Linked DNA regions of Homo sapiens: region 2 is linked to region 1. Evidence: chromatin loops called from intact Hi-C (ENCODE). Cell type or tissue: body of pancreas. All regions are shown on one strand. Each heading gives the region's core, and the rest is flanking DNA. Links, peaks and the distances in the headings are about the cores only. Region 1 has its middle 6.6 kb from the start of ADGRG7. Region 2 overlaps TBC1D23 (TBC1 domain family member 23).

What was found. Hi-C counts contacts between places; a loop is a spot of excess contacts. Peaks named below come from ENCODE experiments on the same cell type or tissue, not always from the same donor. Only the 100,000 strongest peaks of a DNase experiment are listed, where the experiment ranks them.
Region 2: a loop joins it to region 1, with 2.5 times the contacts of the local background. A loop is called at or near these places in 63 of 110 quality-filtered maps.

What each region holds. Positions count from the first base shown.
Region 1 is chr3:100,596,762-100,609,327 of GRCh38, reverse strand. No RefSeq gene overlaps it. Among named protein-coding and RNA genes, the nearest start is that of ADGRG7, 6.6 kb to the left of the region's middle. RefSeq lists an enhancer at 5,940-6,209. In body of pancreas, for the core only: a CTCF peak has its summit at 5,686 (motif pointing left); no DNase peak of the experiment used is centred there.
Region 2 is chr3:100,320,894-100,333,459 of GRCh38, reverse strand. TBC1D23 (TBC1 domain family member 23) reads right to left here. Exons shown (of 19, transcript NM_001199198.3): 18 at 12,489-12,566; 19 at 8,222-9,873. The coding sequence ends at 9,792. Among named protein-coding and RNA genes, the nearest start is that of NIT2, 7.6 kb to the left of the region's middle. RefSeq lists a silencer at 5,028-5,258. In body of pancreas, for the core only: no CTCF peak of the experiment used is centred there; a DNase peak (open chromatin) is centred at 3,219.

The DNA.
Region 1 (12,566 bases), core at 3,308-8,307:
GTTGTCAATAAGAGGATAAATGGCAATCACCACACATGGTTTTTAGCGCTTGCATTTCTTTAAGGAGCCTACATTTTGACAGATGCAGTTGGTGAGTGTGCATACTGGCACAGGCTGGGTCTTGACAAGCACTAAAGCCCAGCATGATAACCCACCTGCTATGGGCTGAATTGTGTCCCCTCCAACATTCATATGTTGGAGTCCTAACCTTCGGTACCTCAGAATGAGGCCTCACATGGAGATGTGGTTACTGCAGAGGTGATCGAGTTAAAACGAGTTTGTTAGGGTGGTCACTAATCAATATGGCTGGTGTCCTCATAAGAAGAAGAAATCTGAACACAGACATGAATACAGAAAGATGATCTGAAGAGACAGAGAGAGAAGACGGCCATCTACAAGAGAGAGTCCTCAGAAGGAACTGGCTCTGCTGACACCTTGACTTGACTTCTAGCCACCCAAACTGTAAGACAACAAATTTATGTTGTTTAAGCCACCCAGTTTGTGGTACTTTATTAGAGCAGCCCTGGGAAACTAATACATCATCAGAGTAACTACAAACTGGTGTCTCTCTATAGATGCAGCTCTGACCCTCTCCTGCCCAGGCTCCCATGTTCTCCTTCCCTACCCTCTACCCTTACAGGGAAGAACAGATACATGAACATTCACCTCCTCAATCACAGTTTTGTTTTGGTAGAGAGAACAGATGCTCTGGTCTTCTCTGGACACTCCCTTGCTTCATCAAATCCATATTAAATGCCTTTAATGTGTTTGAATTGGTACAAGACATGAACAGGGTCCTCAAAGAACTCATAATTTCTCAGGGGTGAGATACCTAGATATAGCCACCTATAAGGCAAGTCATAACTGCTAAAATAAAAGATCATCATATTTAATTATTATGGAGTGCAGGTGCTCCTTGACTTACAATAAGATTACATCCCAATAAATCCACCTTAAGTTAAAAAATATCTTAAGTCAAAACGCATTAAATATACACCTAACCTGCTGAACATCCTTGCTTAGGCTAGCCTACCTTAAATGTGCCCAAAACACATACAATAGCATAAAATTGGGCAAAATCATCTATCACAAAGCCTATTTTATAATAAAGTGGCGAATATCCCATGTGATATATTGAATACTGTAGTGAAAGTGAAAAACAGAATGGTTGTATGGGTACCCCAAACATGGTTTCTACTGAATGCATATTGCTTTTGCACCATGGTGAAGTTGAAAAATCAGAAGTGAAAAAAACCATCATAAATTGGAAACCTATGTACTAGCCCGTTACTACCTACATACCAGCCCATTAATTCCTTCAGGAAGTATTCAGCAAGGCTTTACCAAAAAAGGCTTTACACTTAAACTGACCTTTAGTTAACCCCCAAACACTATGGGGGTTTCCAATTCTCTGTGACATTCACTTTATAAATGTTTTGCTATAAACATAAGGCCCTAACTTTACCCCTCCCAAGAATTTCAGAAAAACAAATTGAGGTAGCACAAAATGGAAGAACTTAGAAGTACTGCTGCAGAAGTACAACACAAATGAATGCAAACCCATTACCTCATTTACTGGGAATAGATCTTTAAAAATCTGTTTCTGATATGTCTGCATACACATGCACAGAAAATGTCTGGAAAGGTACATGAAAAAGTTCCTCTTGGGAATCTGAGGAATCTGAGGTAGGAGAGAGTTTTAAAATTTTATATCCCTTTTATAGTTTGAAGTTTTAGCCTTGTGTATTCTTTCTATTATTATAAATAAATATATATAACTTTTTCAATAATAAAACAATGGTTTTCAATAAATAATAAATAAATCTAAGAAAAGGAATTAACACCTATCATATGTGTAGTGTATACCAAGGATGGTGCTTTATACTTTACACATGTTTATCTCATTCACTCTGTGTAAAAGCCCCAGGTAACATAATGTGTTTGCCCTTTGCATGAATGAGGAAATGAGACTGAAACTGGTATTATTCTACACAGGAGCTTTATGGTTAAGTACCTTTGGATGAAGCCAGGTAACACAAAGTTAAACAGTTTTCTCCACTCTAGCATTTCTTAGAGCATTCACAATGTTCATGTCCATTGTGAACTGCTAGAGAAGACATGTATGCAAGTATGTTCTCAATGTTATTTGAACTCAGAATCCTCTTCTCAAGAAGGATCTCTCAGAGACAGGGTTCTTCAACACATGCTTTAGAAACACTGCCCTGTGTGGTCATCTGCAGAATGGTCTTAGTTGAACAGTGTGACTGAAGGAAGGGATCCTGGGTCTCAAGTTTGCCATCTGGTGATGGTGTTTTTCTCTTGTAGGGTTCTGAATCTTTTGAAGGGATTATAGTCTAATGACTAGAAAACTAATTTTGATGGTGATCACACATCCTCTCTTCCACAGTTGGTGGAAGTCCTGGAGTCCTGGGATGCTGTAATGACTGCTGCTTTATAGGGCTTCCATGTCCTTAGCCACATGACAAGGTTTATAAGGCTTGCCATCTATCCAGCTAGAAACTCCAGAAATTCATGGAATTGAAGAAATTCCTAGGCACAGAAATTAAGATGTTGACATTTATGTAAGGGCATTAATTACTACTGATAAGAGACAAATGTGTAAAGGGTCACCAGTATTTACACATACATACAATACACACATACCAAGATGACAAAGAAGAAAAGGAAAAGAGTTAAACAGGAAATAATTCATTTATTCTTTCATTCTACTCAATGCAGACATTGTGCTAGGCACTGGGGATAAAGTAGTGAACAAAAGACAAGATCCGTGTCTTCACCCAACTTACACTCAGGGAGAACTGGATTTGTACCGATGCTGCCACTAATTTGCTGTGTGACTCTGGGCAAACCGTGGGGCTTCCATTTCTTTATATTTTAAACAATCCAGTTGAGGCCTTCCCTTCCTGAACATTTCAGTTCTAAAGTCATTAGCTGAGGAAGAACAAGGCAGGTGTCTGTGGTAGGGGTAGAGTGGGGCAGTGGCCCAGAGTAGGTGTCAGAGCCCCAGTGCGGTAAAGAAAGCATTGATAGGCCAGGGCCAGTGGCTCACACCTGTAATCCCAGCACTTTGGGAGGCCAAGGTGGGCGGATCACCTGAGGTCAGGAGTTCAAGACCACCCTGGCCAACATGGCGAAACCCCATCTCTACTAAAAATACAAAAATTAGCTGGGTGTGGTGGCGCATGCCTGTAATCCCAGCTACTCGGGAGGCTGAGGCAGGAGAATTGCTTAAATCCAGGAGGCGGAGGTTGCAGTGAGCCGAGATGGCGCCATTACACTCCAGCCTGGCGACAGACAGAGAGTCCGTCTCAAAAAAGAAAGAAAGAAAGAAAGAAAGAAAGAAAGAAAGAAAGAAAGAAAGAAAGAAAGAAAGAAAGAAAGAAAGAGAGAGAGAGAGAGAGAGAGAGAAAGAAGGAAGGAAGGAAAGAAAGGAAGGAAGGAAGGAAGGAAGGAAGGAAGGAAGGAAAGAAGGAAGGAAGGAAGGCAGGCAGGCAGGCAGGCAGGCAGGCAGGCAAGCATTGATAAGAGGGAGACCTAGCATGAGATGCCAGAGCCCAGGCAGGATAAAGAAGGCATCAATAGGATGAGGGTGGGGGGAGGGGAGGGTGACCTGTCACGGAGAGACAGAGCCCAACCAAGCAGGGCAGGAGAGCACCCTGGGTAGAAAATCAAAGCCAGAGCAGGGAGAGGAGGGTGGCCTTCAGGGACCAAGAGCAGTCAGGAGGGCATCTAGGCAGGCCAGCAATGCAGTGCAGGAAGCCCGAGCCGGAGCTGAGTGGGGAGGGTGTCCACACGGAGTGGCCGCCTGAAACAGGGAGTCAGAGCCCAGACACAGAACCAAGGGGGTCCCCGCATGGATGGGCAGTGGTAGTGGAGCTAGTGGAGCTCAGAGACTGGCTACAAAGAGGATGACGGATCAAACAGGCAAGCACAGGAGGATGCCGGGAGCCAAATTTCTCCTTCAGAGCTCTGGCTCTGACTTCCCATGCTGCATTGCCCACCTGTATAGATGAGAAGGGGAAGGACATTACAAACATGGAAGGGGAGATAATGGGAGTTCCATGAGAATTTCAAAACAGGTCATCAGAAATAAAGAGAAAGAAAAGCTACGTGCCGTTAATTCTGAAGGAAGCAATACCTCCAGGAAAGAGGGCTGTCAGACAAATGCATGAATGAAGTCAGGAACTTCTCATGCAAAGGAGGAAAACTGTTACGACGAATACAACAAATTCAAGTATTTCAAAGGAAGGGATGTGATATTATTTCTTTTGCCAATACTTGAAGTAAATAATTTTTATTGTGCCTTTAGCATAAAAACCTATAGTGTTGCGTTGGAACTGAATGTACCACATGAATCATAATATATATATATGTATTCTCATATATACATACACGTGTATATACATATACATATATGTATATGTATATACATATATATACACACACATACAAAGAGAAAGAGAATATTTTATATATTTTAAATATATCTAATAATATATATTATATATAAACAATAAATAAATGTAGACACAAAAGTGTGTTTATATAAACACACATGAACATTTGTACATATTTTTTATATATATCACATATTTACATACACCTATTCTCTAGCTCTGGCCTGGAAGCAGTGATACCCTGTTAACAATGAGCACACCCAAAACCCAGAACTTGATTTGTAAATACAAGTTTCCACTAAGAGTAACATGGCTCCTTGGAAAATGGCTAATTCCAGGACTGCAGCAGAGAAAGTCATAGGTGAGCCAGGAATATCTTGTGCAGAAAGCAAGATACAATGAGTGTATATCAAATGGACACACAGAATCCAGCTTGAAAAGACTCCCCATTATCAAATGGTGGACAATTTCAGCATCAAAATAAATAATGCTTAAAAATAAACATTATTATAAATAATAAGTGTTTATAATAAATAACATTATTTTATTATGTTATACGTAAGTCCTAAAAATAGTAAATAATACATATAACAGATTATAATCCATTAAACAAAATAAGAAAACTAATGAATCTGAAATCCTGGGGTGGCACCCAGCAATCTGCGTTTTAACAAGTCCTCCAAGTGAGTTGATGTCTGCTGAAGTTTGGTAACCACTACTCTGGGGTAATTCTCCCAAAAGAAGTGAATCAAGTTTATAGCAAAGTAGCAAATGGTAAGAGATTAAATGGCATTTTGTTTAATAGGTCATTTATTTGTTACTTTATGGGAATACTCATGGCCTTAAAGATAGCCAGATTTTCAGAAAAGCCTGCTAAAATTCATCAAGAGCCTATATTTCTGTTGTCTGTACAACCACTCTTTTTTGTTTCATTTTATTCACTTATTCTTTTTAGCAGGTTTTTAATGAGCTTGTACCTGGAAGGGTCAAGAGGCTCGGAAATCCCCTTTATTTCCCTACAACCTGCACTGTGACCCCACTGGAAAGTTAAGAACATAGAAACCTGCTTATCATACCTCCTGCAGCATTGATGAAGGCTAATCCCAACTTCCCCATCTCAGGACGGAGCCTCTGAGCGTCTCCACTTGGGAAACCACCAGTGCCCTTTGCTGCTGCTTCACTGTTGGAAGCTCTGAGCTACTAATAACAGAGAAACCTTAAACTCATCCTTTAGTACATCTGTACAATAAAGCACCCTCCGTTTCCACCTAGTGGTTAAGGGAGGGCAGGGAGAAAGGGATCCAAAAAGCTTTTCCAGGCCAAAAGGAAGTCACCGGCTCATGCACCTTTCTTTGCATCTTCTTTTCTCTATAGCCCTTTGTTCTTAGGAACTTCCTACTCTCCCCAGAGCCAGGTGTTCCAGATAGGATCTTCGGGGCTGATTGGTTCCTGGAGGCATCATTTTGTGGAAAGTAACTCATTTAACACTAGTGGAAGTTTATTGTCCATGAAACTAAAATATGTGCCCATGGGAGATGCTGGACTCTGATTCATGTAACCCTGAATGAAGCTCTCTGTGCTCTAGAAGATGAAAGAAAAGGAACTCCCGAAAGTCTTTTTTAGTTTCAAATTTACTTCTTCATTTTGCTCTAGAGAACATCAGTTCCTCTGTTTATCTCTGCAGATTCGTTTCCTTTATCTTTCTTTTTCGCTTTCTCTTTTATTTCTTCCATTTTCCATCTCCAAAGTCTGAGCTGGTTGGCAGAGGTGTATAGTAAAGATTAAAAGAGCAGAGAAACAGTCATGGTTAAGTTGAGAGGCACAGTGTAGGAAATAGTTTGATTTTCTTCTTTTCGTTCTAGAAAGCCCAATTCAAGTGAAAGGCAAACCCCAAATTTGTAGTAACTAAGCAAGAGAATCATCTGAGAAATAGTCCCGTATAAACACTAGTCCTAAAAATAGTAGTAGGAAGTCATAAGCTGATCTGAGCAAGATGGGTTGAAATTTGCAATGTCCTGTGTGAAACAGCACTATCCTTTACATGTTGACAAGATAATATTCTGGATCCTAATTCTTTCCATTTAGTAAAGTATAATTATTTAATGAAATGATCAGTGTAAGTTATTTATTGCTACGCAACAGGTCACCTCAAAACTTAGGGATTTAAGATACAATCACCATTCATTTGCTTATGACCATGCAATTTGGGCAGGACTCTGCAGAGATAGCTTTGTTCCTCATGTTTATTTAGCTGAGTCATCTGGAAGCTCAGCTGGAGCTGGAGAATCCAAGTTGGCCTTTCTCACCTGTCTGGGTCTTAGCTAGTTGATTAGAAAGGCTAAGTCAGCTGGACCTTTCTTTACCTCATAGTCTTTTCTCCGCTAGGGCCTCTTTCTTCCTGAAGCCTCCTCAACAGAATAACCTTGCTTCTTCACATAGCAGTTGAATTCTAAGACAGCAACAGTGGAAAATAAGACCTCTGGCAGTCTGTTGTACCTGAGCGAGTTAGAGAAAACACCACAATTTGAGATGAATTAAGAGTCCGTTTATTTAGCCGGCGGCCAAGAGACGGCTAATGCTCAAAGTTCTCTTGGCCCCGAAGAAGGGGCTAGATTTTCTTTTATACTTTGGTTTAGAAAGGGGAGGAGCGGTCTAGTTAAAACAATTTTACAGAAGTAAAGTAGGCAAAAAAGTTAAAAGGATAAATGGTTACAGGAAGGTAAACAGTTCCAGGTGCAGGAGCTTTAAGACTATTACAAGATGATAGACGCGGGGCTTGGGGCATTATCAATCGGACGAATTCCTGGGAACTGCGGATATAGCTTGCCACAGTATCTTATCAGTTAATTGCATTCTTGGATGTGCTGGGAGTCAGCTTGCACAAGTTAAGTCCTTGAGGAAGGGGCTGCGAGTGAAAGAGCCAAGATGGAGTCTGTCTGGCTCTCTTAGCTAAAGGAGAGTCAATTCAGGTGGAAACAAGGCTAGGTGATTAAAGGAAAGGGAGAGTCTAAAAACAGCGTTAGTAAAAACAAGGTTGGGCATTACATTCTACAACCAGAACTTGTTCAGTGTCACTTCTACCATATTCTCTTGGTCAGAGAAATCACCCATGATTATTGCAGCACTATTCATGATAGCCATGATATGGAATCAACCTAACTGTCCATCAACAGATGAATGGATGAAGAAAATGTGGTAGATATGCACAATGGAATACTATTGGGCCATAAAAAAAGAATGAAATCAATTAACAGCTGTAGCTGGGGCAGCAGAGGAAGTCAGGCTCCACATGCACTCCCCCAAGAAAGGAGCATAATCCAGTCGCTAAGAAGCAACTGCAGACCTCGCCTCCACTGCATCTTACAGGCCATAGTACTATTAAGAAGTAAAAGGGTGGGAGTTTCTGATCATCATGGCGGACAGGAGACAGGACTAGCTTACAGCTCTGACTTGTACAGACAGAGCAGTGTGCAGAGGCTTGTATTGTGAATTTTAGCTGCAGAACGACTGCAAGAACAAACCAGGAATCCCAAGAGGACCCACAGACCCTCTGAAGGAAGCAGACTACTCCTGCAGGACCCAGGAGACCCCCAAATGCTGTGAGTGCCCCAACTGCCGAAGTGGGAAAAGAAGATTCACTGCTCCCGAACACATACCCCCACTGGGGAAAATAAGGGTCTAGTTTGCAGGAGAAGTTTCTGACCTTGCCTGAAGCTGAGTCAATTTAGAGAGCCAAGCAAAATACAGGGGTAGAGCAAGCAGCGGGAAAGGCCCTGGGAGCTTCCCGGGTCCCCAAGTAGGCCACTCTTGCCTGGCACCACAGGGATCCTTCAAGAGGGCAGCCAGAGGTGTGGGGGGAAATGCCACAAACAGAAGGAAATCTTTAGCTAAACTTTGTAACAATTTGAACCAGGCAAGAAGCCTCCTGGCCAGAACTCGGGGCAGAACAAGAATCCGGCATGCAGACTCCACAAGCAGGGGAAGAACCAAAGTCCTTTTCTTTCCAAGCTGGGAGGCAGGTAGCCTGGGGCAAGTTCTCAAGCCCTGCTTGCCCACTGCCTGGACACAGACTCGGGGCTGTTTGTGGGGGTTCATGGTGGAAGTGAGACCGCCCTTCAGATTGCGTGGGAGCTGGGTGAGGCCTGTGATTGCCAGCTTTCCCCACTTCCCTGACAACCTGCATGACTCAACAGAGGTAGTGATAATCCTCTTAGGTACGCAACTCCAGTGACCTGGGAAGCTCACCCCCATTCCCCACAGCAGCTGAAGCAAGATATGCCCAAGGAGAGTCTGAGCTCAGACATGCCTGGCCCTGCCCCAACCTGATGGGCCTTCCCTGCACACCCTGGTAGCTGAAGACAAAGGGCATATACTCTGGGGAGTTACAAGGCCCCGCCCACCACCAGTTCCTCTCCATACTACCATAGCTTATGCTCTCTGGAAAGCACCACGTGCTGGCAGGAGGCCAACCACCACAAAATAGAGCATTAAACCACCAAAGCCAAGAACGCTGACAGAGTCCATTTCATTCCCCTGCCACTTCCACCAGAACAGGGGCGGGTATCCATGGCTGAGTGACCCATAGATGGTTCACATCACAGGACTCTGTGCAGACAACCCCCAGTACCAACCTGGAGCTGGGTAGACTTGCTGGGTGGCTAGACTCAGAAGAGAGATAACAATCACTACAGCTCTGCTCACAGGAAGCCACATCCGTAGGAAAAGGGGGAGAGTACTACATCAAGGGAACACCCCATGGGACAAAAGAATCTGAACAGCCTTCAGCCCTAGACCTTCCCCCTGACAGAGCCTACCCAAATGAGAAGGAACCAGAAAACTAACTCTGGTAATATGACAAAACAAATCTCTTTAATATCCCCCAAAAATCACACTAGCTCACCAACAATGGGTCCAAACCAAGAAGAAATCCCTGATTTATCTGAGAAAGAATTCAAGAGGTTAGTTATTAAGCTAATTAGGGAGGTACCAGAGAAAGGAAAAGCCCAATGAAGGAAATCCAAAAACAAGGTACAAGAAGTGAAGGGAGAAATATTCAAGGAAATAGATAGCATAAAGAAAAACTTCAGGAAACGTTGGACACACTTAGAGAAATGCAAAATGCTCTGGAAAGTCTCAGCAATGCAACTGAACAAGTAGAAGAAAGAAATTCAGGTCTTCAAATTACCCAGTCTAACAAAGACAAAGAAAAAAGAATAAGAAAATACAAAAAAAGACTCCAAGAAGACTGGGATTATGTTAAACGACCAAACCTAAGAAAAATCAGTGTTCCTGAGGAAGAAGAGAAATCTAAAAGTTTGGAAAATATATTTGGGGGAATAATCGAGGAAAACTTCCCTGACCTTGCTGGAGACCTAGACATCCAAATATAAGAAGTACAAAGAACACATGGGAAATTCATTGCAAAAAGATCATCGCCTAGGCACATTGTCATCAGGTTATCTAAAGTTAAGACGAAGGAAAGAATCTTAAGAGCTGTGAGACAGAAACACCAGGTAAACTATAAAGGAAAACCTGTCAGATTAACAGCAGATTTCTCGGTAGAAACCCTACAATCTAGAAGGGCCCTATCTTCACCCTCCACAAACAAAACAATTATCAGCCAAGAATTTCATATCCAGCAAAACTAAGCATCATATATGAAGAAAAAACACAGCCTTTTTCAGATAAACAAATGCCTAGAGAATTTGCCACTACCAAACCACCACTACAAGAACTGCTAAAAGGAGCTCTAAATCTTGAAACAAATCCTGGAAACACATCAAAACAGAACCTCTTTAAAGCATAAATCACACAGGACGTATAAAGCAAAAACACAATTTTAAAAGCAAAAACAAAAAACCAAGGTACACAGGCAACAATGGCATCATTAATGCAATGGTACCTCACACCTCAATACTAACACTGAATGTGAATGGCCTAAATGCTCCACTTAAAAGATACAGAACTGCAGAATGGATAAGAACTCACCAACCAACCACCTGCTGCCTTCAGAAAACTCACCTAACATATAAGGACTCAGATAAACTTAAAGTAAAGGGGTGGGAAAGGGCATTTCATGCAAATGGACACCAAAAGTGAGCAGGGGTATCTATTATATCAGACAAAACAAACTTTAAAGCACAGCAGTTAAAACAGACAAAGAGGGACATTATATAACGGTAAAAGGCCTTGTCCAAAAGGAAAATATCACAATCCTAAACATATTTGCACCTAACACTGGAACTCCCAAATTCATAAAACAACTACTAATAGACCTAGGAAATGAGACAGACAGCAACACAATAATAGTGGAGGACTTCAATACTCCACTGACAGCACTGGACAGGTCATCAAGACAAAAAGTCAACAAAGAAACAATGGATTTAAACTATACCTTGGAACAAATGGACTTCACAGATATATACAGAACATTTCATCCAACAACTGCAGAATACACATTCTATTCAACAGTGCATGGAACTTTCTCCAAGATAAACCATAAGATAGGCCACAAAATGAATCTCAATAAATTTAAGAAAATTGAAATTAAATCAAGCACTCTCTCAGATCCCAGTGCAATAAAACTGGAAATCAACTCCAAAAGGAACCTTCAAAACCATGCAAATACATGGAAATTAAATAAGCTGCTCCTGATGATCATTGGGTCAAAAACAAAATCAAGATGGAAATTAAAAATTATTCCAACTGAACGACAATAATGACACAACCTATCAAAACCTCTGGGATATAGCAAAGACCATGCTAAGAGGAAAGTTCATAGCCCTAAACACCTACATCAAAAAGACTGAAACAGCACAAACTGACATTCTAAGGTCACACCTCTAGGAACTAGAGAAACAAGAACAAACAAAACCCAAACCCAGCAGAAGAAAGGACATAACCAAGACCAGAGCAGAACTAAATGAAATTGAAATTTAAAAAAGACCGCAGAAGAGAAATGAAAGAAAAAGCTGGTTCTTTGAAAAGATAAATAAAATTGATAGACCATTAGCAATATTAACCAAGAAAGGAAGAGAGAAAATCCAAATAACCTCATTAAGAAATGAAATGGGAGATATTATAACTAACACCACTGAAATACAAAAGATCATTCAAGGCTGCAAAGAATACCTTTATGCACATAAACTAGAAAACCTAAAAGAGATGGATAAATTCCTGGAAAATTACAACCGTCCTACCTTAAATTTGGAAGAATTAGATACCCTGAAAGCCCAATAACAAATGGTGAGATTGAAATGGTAATTTTAAAATTACCAACAAAAAAAGTCCTGGACCAGACGGATTCACAGCAGAATTCTACCAGACATTCAAAGAAGAACTGGTACCAATACTTTTGACACTATTCCACAAAATAGAGGAAGAGGGAATCCTCCCTAATTCATTCTATTAAGCCAGTATCACCCTAATACCAAAACCAAGAAAGGACTTAATGAAAAAATAAAACTACAGACCAATATACCTGATGAACATAGATGCAAAAATCCTTAACAAAATACTAGCTAACCAAATCCAACAGCATATTAAAAAGATAATCCACCATGATCAACTGGATTTCATACCAGGGATGCAGGGGTTGTTTAACATACACAAGTCAATAAATGTGATACACTACATAAACAGAATTAAAAACAAAAATCACATGATCATCTCGATAGATGCATAAAAAGCATTTGACAAAATCTAGCATCCCTTTATGATTAAAACTCTCAGCAAAATCGGCATACAAAAAACATACCTCAATATAATAAAAGCCATCTATGACAAATCCACAGCAAACATAATACTGAATGGAGAAAAGTTGAAAGCATTCCCTCTGAAAACTGGAACGACACAAGGATGCCCACTCTCACCACTCCTCTTCAACACAGTACTGGAAGTCCTAACCAGAGCAATCAAACAAGAGAAAGAAATAAAGGACATCCAAATTGGTAGAGAGCAAGTCAAACTCTCCCTGTTTGCTGACCATATGATCGTTTACCTTGAAAACCCTAAAGACTCCTCCAGAAAGCTCCTAGACTTGATGGAATGATTCAGCAATGTTTCCAGATACAAGATTAACATACACAAATCAGTAGCTCTTCTATACACCAGCAGCAACTGAGCAGAGAATCAAATCAAGAACTCAAC
Region 2 (12,566 bases), core at 265-5,264, 270 kb after region 1:
ATTAAATCTAGGAGGAGGACACAGCTGTTCATGGTACTAGATTAAAACTTTGTAGAAGTTTAAAATTTTAAGCTTTCATAAAAAAAAATTGGGGGGAAATACATAGCAGTTATGGTCTTTCTGCAGCTTAAGAGACTATCTGGACTTGGCTTTGTAGCAGGAAGATCTTTAAAAACCTTTTCATTTCTGCTATGCTTATTAACCTATGAGGTTTCAGGGTCAACCTGTGGTCACTTACAACCTGTTAAAAAAATTCATCTAGATTTCCAAATTTATTGGACTAACATTGTAACTAATAGTGGTCCTAAACCTGGCTGGAAATGTTATTTGAAGTGCTTGTTCAAAATGCAAATTATTTCATTTTTTTAGAAGTGGATTCTTACAGTGTTGCCCAGGCTGGTCTCAAACTCCTAGGCTCAAGTGATCCTCCCACTTTGGCTTCAAAAAGTGCTGGCCTTATAGGCATGAGCCATGGCATCCAGGTGGAGATGCCCAGTAGGCAACCGGACCAAAGCCTCAAGCTCAGAAGATGTCTGGGCTGGAAATTGACTTGGGAGTCACCAGCAGTTTTAACTAAGAGGAAGCTCTGAATTTGGATGAGAACACACAAGCGGAGTATGAAAGGCACACGCAAAAGAAGAAGGGCCTGTGGAGCCTGGGAAGGAGCCATTAGAGGAGAAGGACCAGGCCGGGCGCCACTGCCTGGTGGAGGAACAGCTGTGTCCTCCTCCTAGATTTAATAATTAACATAATCCCAGCACTTCAGGAGGTGGAGGCAGGTGGATCAAGAGGTCAGGAGCTCGAGACCAGCCTGACCAGCATGGTGAAACCCCGTCTCTACTAAAAATGCAAAAATTAGCTGGGCGTGGTGGCACACACCTGTAATCCCAGCTACTCAGGAGGCTGAGACAGCAGAATCACTTGAACCTGGGAGGCGAATGTTGCGGTGAGCCGAGATTGTGCCACTGCACACCAGCCTGGGTGACAGAGCCAGACTCCATTAAAAAAAAAAAGAGAGAGAGAGAAGCAGGACCAGGAGAAGGCCATCAAGACCAAAAGCCTATGGGTACTGTGTCCCTCTGTCACATGCAGGGAAACTGCTGACTTGGGCACTAGGGGTGTTCCTAGAAAAGGAAAAGCTAAATGAAAGTGCGCTTTTTAAACCTTTCTTTAGAACTTTCTGGGCACAATGGAAAAGCTAGTCACTGGGTTCTGGTTCTGGCTCTGACACTGATTAGATGTTAATACCTAGGGCAAATCACCTCACCCTCAGGACCTTTTCCTCACCTGTATGTGAAAGGATTTAGAGGCAAAGGAAGAAGAATCTGGCTGAAGGGTGAAGTTTGTGCAGCCCTCCCCACCACCACTCCCCTCACTGTCCCTTCTCTGCAGCAGCTCTGCCTTCGTTTCCATGTTCCTGTTCATCTGACGTATGAAAATAGGCCAAAAAACAAAACTACCAGGCCAAATGGATCTTGAAAGCCCAGCTAAAAATCTGGTGTGCCTTTTCAGTCTCTATTCTCATTTCTACCCATGTCTCACAGGCTTAATGACCATTTCCAGGCTGTTACTAGTCAGATTTTTATTTTTACTCCAGAGGACCTATTTCAACATCTCCGGCTGCCGCCATCTCTATTTACATGTCTCAACATCAGTTCCAACTCAACTATGTGAAACTAAATGTATCACCTCCAAAAGAGCTTCTCCACCCAGCACTTACAGGCACCACAATTTATGCCCAGTTTTCTAATTCTCCCTGCTTTCCAGCCCTCCAAGAAAACCTAAGTCACTTCAGTGACTTTCGAGTCTTTCATTCCCCACCTCTGGTAAGGGACAGGGCTCTTCTTACTCTCAGGAAATGTCCCTGATTCCTCCTTTCAGTTCCCACCACCACCGTCCACAGGTAGGCCTTCCTCACCTTGGGGAGACTGCTACAGGCACTTCCTAACTGGTCTCTCCTTTCCATCAGCATTCCTCCAGCTGCCGCTTCATAGTATGAGGTGAGTCTAGGGGAACGTGAGCTCAGTTTTTGGGGGAGAGGTGGATATGTGTTCCAGGAAAACTCTCCGTGTTTTTCCTCTGCTCTTACATCACCACCACAACAATCATCATCACAGAAGAATTCTGGGACCAAATGTGAGGGGGTTCCTCCCTACCACCAAGCAGCGGACACCAGCTGGGTATCCTCCTATTCAATTCCAACACTGTCTACCTGAGGAAGACACACCGGCACCAGTCATATGTCTTGGACTCCAGAACTTCTGACCAACCACTTTCAAGTTGGGGTTGCCATGATCCCATCTTTGGGTTTGAATAACTTGCTGGAGCAGCTCACAGAACTCATGGAAACATGTTTCCTGGTTTATTATAAAGGATGTTGCAAAGGCTACAAGGAAGAGATGTGTAGGGCAAAGTATGGGAGGAGGGGCACAAAGCTTCCATGCCCTCCAGAACCTCCACGAACGTGGTCAGCTATCTAGAAGCTCTCCAAACCCAGTTCTATTGGCCTTTATGGGAACTTTATGTTATCAGCATTCCTTCCTCCAAGGGATGGGGCAGGAGCTCTCAGGAGGTATTTAAGACCCACAATCAGCAAGATTAGAGTTCTGCCTTGGGGCAGGTGAAAGGAGAGCAGGAGAGGCCAGAGAGATTCTGTTTCCTGAGGCCTGCCCCTGAGGCCTAACACAACTGGCATTATAACAAAAGACTTAACAAGGCTATGGGAGTCAGGGACCGTGCTTGAAAATGTGTGTATGTATGTGTGTGTATACCTCGTAACACCACAATACGCAAGTGACTTACAGCAGTCAGAAATTAGGGGCTGAAAATCAGAATTGCAGTCATTTGCAAAGAATAAGAGAAGAAATCTATGAGTAGATGCAATCGGAGAAGGAAAGAGTATACTACAGAAAGCAAAGGATCAAACTTGGGAATTATCATATTGGGTTAGAACTGTGTACAGGGAGGAGTCAAAGAGTGTGTATGCATCTAAATATACACATAAATGCATAGATACACAGAATTTTTAAATTTCTGATGCAGTTCTCTGCAAATCAGGAGACCTGAGTTCAAAACTTTGCTGACACACCATGTAACTTTGGACAAGTTACTTAACGTTGGGAGACCAATTTAATATACCCACGTGGGTTAGACAGGTAACTGAGTAAAGCTGGCAACCTGAAGAGAAAAGCAAACACTGAGAAGGCCACTAGCTCTCGCCTGCTGTTTCCAGGACAGCAAACAGCAAAGAGGTGGCACAGTATAGCAGTTATAACCATGAACTCTTTTGTGTGGATGTTAAGTTTTCATTTCCCTAGGGTAAATACCTAGGAGAGGGATTGCCGGGTTGTATAGTAAACATATGTTTATTTACAAGAAATGGCCAAACTGTTGTCTAGAGTGTCTGTACCATTTTGTACACCCACCAGCAATGTATGAATGTTCTAGTTATTCCATATCCTCACCAGCACTTGGTATTGTCATTTTTTGTTTTTAATTTTAGCCATTCTAACTGGTGTGGTTTTGATTTACATTTCCCCAACAGCTAATGATGATCTTTTCACATGCCTATTTGCCACCCATCTTTCTCTGAAGAATTGCTTCTTTTCCCCATTGTTTTGTTTTCTTATTGTTGTAGTGAAAATCTTTATATATTCTGAACACAAATCCTTTGTTGGTATGTTTTGCAAGTACAGTATTTTTCCCCAGTATGTAGCTTGTCTTTCCCTTCTATTAAGTGTCTTTTGCAGAGCAAAATTTTTAAATTTAAGATTTTTTTTTTTTTTTTTTTGAGATGGAGTCTCTCTCTGTCACCCAGGCCGGAGTGCAGTGGTGATCTCGGCTCACTGCAACCTCTGCCTCCCAGAGTCAAGTGATTCTCTTATCTCAGCCTCCCAAGTAGCTGGGATTACAGGCGCACGCCACCAAGCCCGACTAATTTTTGTATTTTTAGTAGAGAGGGGGTTTCACCTTGCAGGCCAGGCTGGTCTCAAACTCCTGACCTCGTGATCTGCCCGTCTCGGCCTCCCAAAGTGCTGGGATAATAGACATGATTCATTCTTATGGATTGTGCTTTTCATATGTCTAAGAACTATGGCCTAACCCAAGATCATGAAAATTTTCTCCTGTTTTCTATTAGTTTTATAGGTTTACATTGCACATTTAGCTGTATGATGCATTGAGTTAATTTTTGTATAAGGTTTGAGGTATATAGGTTGAGATTAATTTCTTTGTATATGGGTATCTAGTTGTTCCAACAGTGTATGTTGAAAAGACTATCCTTTCTCTATTGAATTGCCTTTGAAACTTTGCTCAAAACAACTGCCCATTATTTGTGGGGGTCTATTTTTTTCATTTTATTTATTTATTTTAGTTGTTTTATTTCCATAGGTTATTGGGGAACAGGTAGTGTTTGGTAACCTGAGTAAGTTCTTTAGTGGTGATTTGTGAAATTTGGGTACACCCATCACCCGAGCAGTATATACTGCACCCAATTTGTAGTATTTTATCCTTCACCCCCTTCCCACTCTTTCCCCGAGTCCCCACAGTCCATTGTCTCATTCTTATGCCTTTGCATCCTCATAGCTTAGCTCCTACTTATGAGTGAGAACATACGATGTTTGGTTTTCCATTCCTGAGTTACTTTACTTAGAAAAATAGTCTCCAATATTATCCAGGTCGCTGCGAATGCCATTCATTCATTCCTTTTTATGGCTGAATATCATATATATATATATATCTCACAGTTTCTTTATCCACTCATTGATTGATGGGCATTTGGGTTGGTTCCACATTTTTGCAATTGCAAATTGTGCTGCTGTAAACATGTGTGTGCAAGTTATCTTTTTCTTACAATGACTTTTTTTTTTTTGAGATGGAATCTTGCACTGTCACCCAGACTGGAGTGCAATGGCACAATCTCACCTCACTGCAATCTCCGCCTCCTGGGGTCAAGCCATTCTCCTGCCTCAGCCTCCCGAGTAGCTGGGATTACAGGTGCCCACCACCATGCCCAACTAATTTTTGCATTTTTAGCAGAGACGGGGTTTCACCATGTTGGCCAGGCTGGTCTCGAACTCCTGACCTCAGGTGATCCACCTGCCTTGGCCTCCCAAAGTGCTGAGATTACAGGTGTGAGTCACCGTGACCAACCAATGACTTCTTTTCCTCTGGGTAGGTACCCAGCAGTGGGACTGCTGGATCAAATGGTAGTTCTACTTTTAGTTCTTGAAGGAATCTCCACACTGTTTTCCACAGTGGTTGTACTACTTTACATTCCCACCAGCTGCATAGACGCGTTCCCTGTTTACAGCATCCATGCCAATATCTTTTTTTCTTTTTAATTTTTTGATTATGGCCATTCTTGCAGGGGTAAGATGGTATCACATTGTGGTTTTGATTTGCATTTCCCTAATCATTAGTGATGTTGAGCATTTTTTCATATGTTTGTTGGCCATTTGTATATCTTCTTTTGAGAATTGTTTATTCATGTCCTTAGCACACTTTTTTTTTGTGGTAGAACAAAATTTGATTGTTTATATGCCCTGAATTTTTTTAAATTATACTTTGAGTTCTAGGGTACATGTGCACAACGTGCAAGTTTGTTACATATGTATACATGTGCCATGTTGGTGTGCTGCACCCATTAACTTGTCAATTACATTAGGTATATCTCCTAATGCTATCCCTCCCCCCGCCCTGCACCCCACGACAGGCCCCGGTGTGTGATGTTCCCCACCCTGTGTCCAAATGTTTTAATTGTTCAGTTCCCACCTGTGAGTGAGAACATGCGGTGTTTGGTTTTCTTTCCTTGCAACAGTTTGCTCAGAATGATGGTTTCCAGCTTCATCCATGTCCCTACAATGGACATGAGCTCATCCTTTTTTATGGCTGCATAGTATTCCATGGGCACACTTTTTGATGGGATTTTTTTCTTGCTAATTTGAGTTTGTTGTAGATTCTGGATATTAGTCCTTTTTCAGATGTATAGATTGTGAAGATTTTCTCCCACTCTGTGGGTTGTCTGTTTGCTGATTGTTCCTTTTGCCGTGAAAAAAGCTCTTTAGTTTAATTGTCCCAAATATTTATCTTTGTTTTTATTGCATTTGCTTTTGGGTTCTTGGTCATGAAATCCTTGCCTAAGCCAGTGTCTAGAAGGGTTTTTCTGGTGTTATCTTCTAGAATTTTTATAGTTTCAGGTCTTAGATCTAAGTCCTTGATCCTTAAAAGTCCTTGATAAAAAATATTTTTGTTAAGCACTATGTAACACACTGCATGCCACATAATACACTGCATAACATTCTAGCAGGGGTAAGTGACCATAGCTGAATTCTTTTCTTATCAATCAGGAAAATGAAAATCCTTCCTTAATCAATTTCTCCAAAGTCTCTGACACATAACAACAACTCCAAAAATGCACCTCTCTTTCCATCAAACTCCACTGATATGAAAAATGGGCAACCTGTTTTTCCTTGCCCTGTTAGTGAACTTGTGGGTGTACCCAGTGGCCACTCTAAGGATCTCTATAATCAACAAGACACAGTAACAAGTGTTGGCAAGCAAGTGGAGAAATCAGAACACTCACACATTGCCAGTGGGGATGTAAAGTGGAAAATAGTTTGGAAGTTCCTCGAAAAGTTAAACATGGAATTAACATACAACTCAGTAATTCCACTTACTCCTAGGTAATATCCAAAAGAACTGAAAACGTATGTTAACACAAAAACCTGTACACAAATGTTCACAGGGCATTATTCATAATAGCCAAAAAGTGGAAGCAACCCAAATGTCCACCATCTGATGAATAAATGAGTTATATCTATATAATACTATTCAGCCACAAAAATGAAATTCTGATACATGCTACAATGCAAATGAAGCTTTAAAATATTATGTTTTGAGGTTGGGCATGGTGGCTCATGCCTGTAATCCCAGCACTTTGGGAGGCTGAGGCAGGCAGATCACTTGAGGTCACAAGTTTGAGACCAGTGTGGCCAACATGGCAAAACCCTGTCTCTGCTAAAAATACAAAAATTAGTCAGGTGTGGTGGCGCACACCTGTAGTACCAGCTACTCGTGAAGCTGAGGCAGGAGCATTGCTTGAACAGGGAAGGTGGAGGTTGCAGTGAGCCAAGATCTTACCACTCCACTCCAGCCTGGGCACCACAGTGAGACTCCATCCCCGCCCCCTACCCAAAAAAAAGTATATGTGTATATATGTTTTGAAGTTAGATGTGATTTAAAAATTAGAAAAACAAAATATGTATATTAAGTGAAAAAAGCTGGCAAAAACCACATATTGTATGATTCCTTTTATAATGAAATGTCCAGAATCCACAGAGACAGAAAGTAGGATGGTGCTTGGTAAGGGCTGGAGGGAAGAGGGAAAGGAGAGTGACTACTAACAGGTATGGATTTGTGCTGTTTTTCTGAGGTGATGAAATGTTCTAGAACTAGAATTGCACAACTCTGTGGATATTCCAATAACTACTGAAAGGGGGGACTTTAAGGCATGTCAATTATACTTCAATAAATATGTTAAGTTCAAGATGTTAGTGATCAAACTGAGATATTACATTCATTACTCATTCAACCTATAGAGTTGGGGTTCCCCCACATCAAACTATGAATTTTAACTAGGACTGCCAATTTATGGCTGGTTAGTCTAATGTAAGAGTATCGTGCTAAGGAGTTAAAGGTCCTGTGTGAAACATACCAGTGACAAAAATGGTTGAGTATGTCAATACAAATTTATCATACTGACCAAGTTTTATTAATGGTGGGCAAATGGCATCAATCCTATATAGGAGAAATAATTGTATACCTTCACAGACAAAAATAATTTCCAAGGAGTGTGGAGATAAGAGGAATACTTTCTCTTTTCACTCAATTTCTTTGAGCCTTGGTTTCCTTATCTTGAAAATACAAAAAACAACCTCCTAAAGTTGCAACCTTTGCAATCACAAGAGCCCATGAGAGGTGGCCACCCCAGAGTGATTCCCAGCTCTGTGGTCAGTGGGCCAGTGAAGGGAGGATGATCTACACAAGTGCCTAGAACAGTCAATGAAATGTATTTTCATTTAATAGTCATAAATAATCCTGTAACTGTGTAGTTCATGGTAGTAGGTAACTTACTACATGCCTTCAATTCTCTAATTTTGTGACCTTAAGAGATTTGCAAATAGGGAAAAGAAAGAGAGAGACAGTGTCTTTAAGAACAAAGTTTTGGGCAAACTAGTAATTTATTTACAATTGTAATTTATAAACAGTAACACAAACATCTTTACATTAATATTATGAAAAATGTCCCATGGCTGAAATGGGTGAAAAATGAGACTTCAGTACATTTCTAAAGGGGTGCCAAGAAAAGGGAAAAAATGCAATTACAACAGTTTTAGGGGAGAGTTATATCAAGTAATGCACCTAGGTGCAATTTCATGCAGATGTCTTCAACCACTCAAACTGTTTTTATTAGATATTAGAATAAAATTTCCCAAATTATGTTGCCTTTTATTCACTTGATTTCCATAAGTAAATCAAAATGACTGGCTGTTAACAGGGTACATCTAAATATTTCTCCCATCAACCCCTTAGAGATAATCCCTTACATTTTAGGACATGTCAGATTGTGGGTATTGCAACTTCCCAAATGGATTTTACAAAATACTATTCCATGGCCCTAAATGTGTTCCTGGACTTCTCTTACCAAATGTGTCTAATATGGACCATTATAAATTAAATGAAGAACGCTGCAAAATACAGCAGAGCAATTTTCAGTACATTAAGACAATGTGTCCAAAACTAATTTCAAACCACTGGAACTTCAATGAGAGGACAAAACCAAAAGAAGAGAAAGAAATTCAGAAAATGATGACAAAAACAATTGTACTTTATAAGCTCTCTGATTATTTGGCATTTATATAAGTGGATATTACTGTGGTCACAGACCATAATCCTCAATGAGGATAAATCAATGTGGCTTAAACATTTGTTTTAAAATATGAATAAAATAATCCGCTTGTAATAAAACCAATGACATTTTTACAGACACAATTCTGTCCCCAAAATGTTAATTTTAATCTTAACAGCCTACCTACTTATTTTAATGCTTTTAACTGCTCTTTAGAAATCATTAGGATGAAGTTTCTTATCTTTGAAGCATTTAGTGTCCAAAAAATTAGCTAATGGAGCAAAGGTGATTTAGAAACTGATGTTTCAACATTTTACTAGCTGTACTGTATTTTGAGTTGGCAGGAATCTTCAACCATTCCATTAAAAAGATTTCACTCTTTTTAAGAAGAATAGAAACAGTGAGTGAATTATTAATCTATGTTTTAGTTTCTGATATTGCTCAGTGAGTAAAACAATGTAGCAATTAAGGAAGTCTCTTCAACTAATTCTATCTCTAATTTTCAGTGAAGACACTGCAGATATGTATGTGTACAGTTGTTTTTGATCCCGAAAGTGATGCATGTTCCCTTAAAACAGCTCTTCAAAACAGAACTGCATTCTGTACCCTTACTTAGTCCATAAGGGCACAGGGTCAGTTACTTCAAAGTAATTTAATAACTGACCTTTATAATACATCATTTTATAAAACCAAAATGCAGAAGAAAAATTTTTAAAAAGTTTACTGTCCACAGATTGATTATAATAATTTACACTTTCTTAGACCTGCTATTTAAGCAGCCCCATGAGCAAATGAAAGGTCTCCAGTTAGTATTCAGTCAGGAGGTATATGTCCATGTTTCTCTTGGTTGTCTTAATTTCTTTTTATATAATTTTCTTTTATATTAACTTTCCAAAGCATCCAAAACTTTCATGATCTGCTGTTTTATGGCTTTAGTTGCATCCCCTGCATTTGGAATCAAATACCTAAGGGGGAAAAAAAATACATATATATACATATATATATACATATGTATATGTATATAAAAATACAGTGCTTTCCCTTCAAGACTCAGCTGATAGGTCACCTCCAATGGGAAGCTTTCCCTAACCCACAAAGCCAGCAGAGATGCCTCCTATGTACTCCCATAGCTTATTTGAACATAATCCAAAGCTTATTTCGAAAGAAAATCTAAATGCAAAGGCAATGTGATTTTTCATATAGTGTAAAGCTAAAATTCTTTGAACCATTATTAAATATAGGTAATAGCTAGATAAAACACAAGATAAAAAATATAATATTCCACTCCCCAATACAGATGTACCTTCAATTAGCTACAAAAATCACACATGAATTGTTGGTATCCAATTCCAAAGACAATGACAATTCCAACACTTAATAGTTTGACTTTAAGCAAATAATTTAAGTTCACTAAAACAGATTCCTATATAAAAAGTAGCTATAGTTATCCAAACTTTACAGAGGGTTATGTACATAATAAAATGGCGTTATGAGGTCTGAAATATTTAAAAAAGATAAGACTTATGATAACTATTGCAAAATATCAACACCATAGATTAAATGTCAATTTTCTTTTCTTGGAGAATAAAAATAGTGGTATTTTTTTAAAAAAGCATCTTCGGTAAAACCTAACAATTCCACTGTATAAATCATCTATGAGTGTTATATGCGAGGCAGAATAGAGAACCATAAATATCAATGAAGAAAGGGAGAGAGAGAATCTAGTTACTTTATCTTCCACTATTAAGACTATCTTCCAAAACTCTGAATTAAAAAAAAAAAGATGTTGATCCATATATAATAAACTTCAATTTATTTAGCAAAATTTGTGGGAAAGCCTTTAAAACACAATTCCCAACTTTTACTATACATGAGAGAGTCATAATTCAAATCTCCTTTGGTTAGGATTAATTTATAAGTAGATATTAAAATGTGTATACCTCTCACCCATTGAATCTACTTGCAGGAATTTATCCTGAGAAGACTAATTGGACAACTATGTAAACATACATGTTTTTAAAGGCCCACTAGAAGATTAATAGTGAAACACATGAAAACAATGTAAATGCCAATCAACATGAGGCTTGTTAAATCAATCTCCTGAGAAATCCTTATAACAGAATATCTACCATTAAAAAGCTAAGAATTTATATTTATTGGGCCGGGCACGGTGGCTCACTCCTGTAATCTCAGCACTTTGGGAGGCCAAGGTGGGTGGATCACGAGGTCAGGAGATGGAGACCATCCTGGCTAACACGGTGAAACCCCATCTCTACTAAAAATAAAAAAATTAGCTGGGCATGGTGGCGGGCGCCTCTAGTCCCAGCTACTCGGTAGGCTGAGGCAGGGAGAATGGTGTGAACCTGGGAGGCGGAGCTTACAGTGAGCCGTGATTGCAACACTGCACTCTAGCCTGAGTGACAGAGACTCCGTCTCAAAAAAATTAATTAATTAATTTTAAAAAATTTATATTTATTAAAATGTAAGTATATTCACACTATACTATTTTCTTAAAAAATCAGAACACAAAAACAAGCCTATATCACATTTATCTAGTTTTTAGTAGAGAAATAACATATGCATTAAAAAAAATCTGAGAAGATACACATCAATGTGTTAACAGAGAATTAGAATGACATATTCTTTATATTATTAATTGAAAATATCACTATGTAAATATTTATTCTTACATAAAGCAATGAAGTGATTTTTTTTTTTTTTACAAATCAGGTATTATTTTCTTTTAACAAATTACATAAAACAGTATAGATTCATGATGTTTGCTACCTAATTGTCAGTACAAGATGAAAGAAGCTGAATAATTTCCTCTTCCAACTGAAGTTGATTATTTAAAAGTGCTGCGATATAACCTTAAGCTTACTATTTATCCAAGCACTCCTGTAAATAATAAGTGTAATCCTAAATCCCAGTGGGGGAACAACTTGAACTGATGCAAGGTATAATAAACCACAAATCAGGAGTCAGGAAGGCTATATTTGGTTCTGTCACAAACTAAGTGTTAGGATCTGGGAAGTCATTCCACCCCTCTGGGCTTCATATTTTTATCTATAATTAAAAAATGGTTTAGTATCAATATCAGTGTGGTCCACAGCTCTTGGGCCAGTCTGTGAACTGTTAGTGACCCACAATGAGACAAAGGGGGGCTTGTACCAGGCTGTAAATTACCTATATCACCCAGCACACTGCTTAGTTCACTGACAGTTTGTCAAAACAAGAATTTTTCGATGAAGGAAAATAAAAATATCAACATATTCTAAAACAAGTTTCTTATTTCTCTGCAAGCCAGCAATTAGTGCAGCACTGGTACAGATTAACAATAAGGATCCTTGGGTCAGAAACTTTATGAAATTAGCTATGGCACTTACTCAAATCATGTGCTAATGGCTAAACCACACATGACTAAGGACTCCGGAGAAAGAGATAAGAAACACTAAAAGTGGTTCAGCTATCCTATTCCACCATCCATTCCCCAAAATAAAGAAACAAACTCTTTATAGTGAACTACAGTAATTCAGATAATATCTGAATTCAGATAATATTATCTTAAGGAAAATCTTACCTTTCGATTGCCAAGATTTCTATTCCTGAAGCACTGCTATTTCCATACTTGAAGGTAATGAGTTCAGGATGTTTTTTT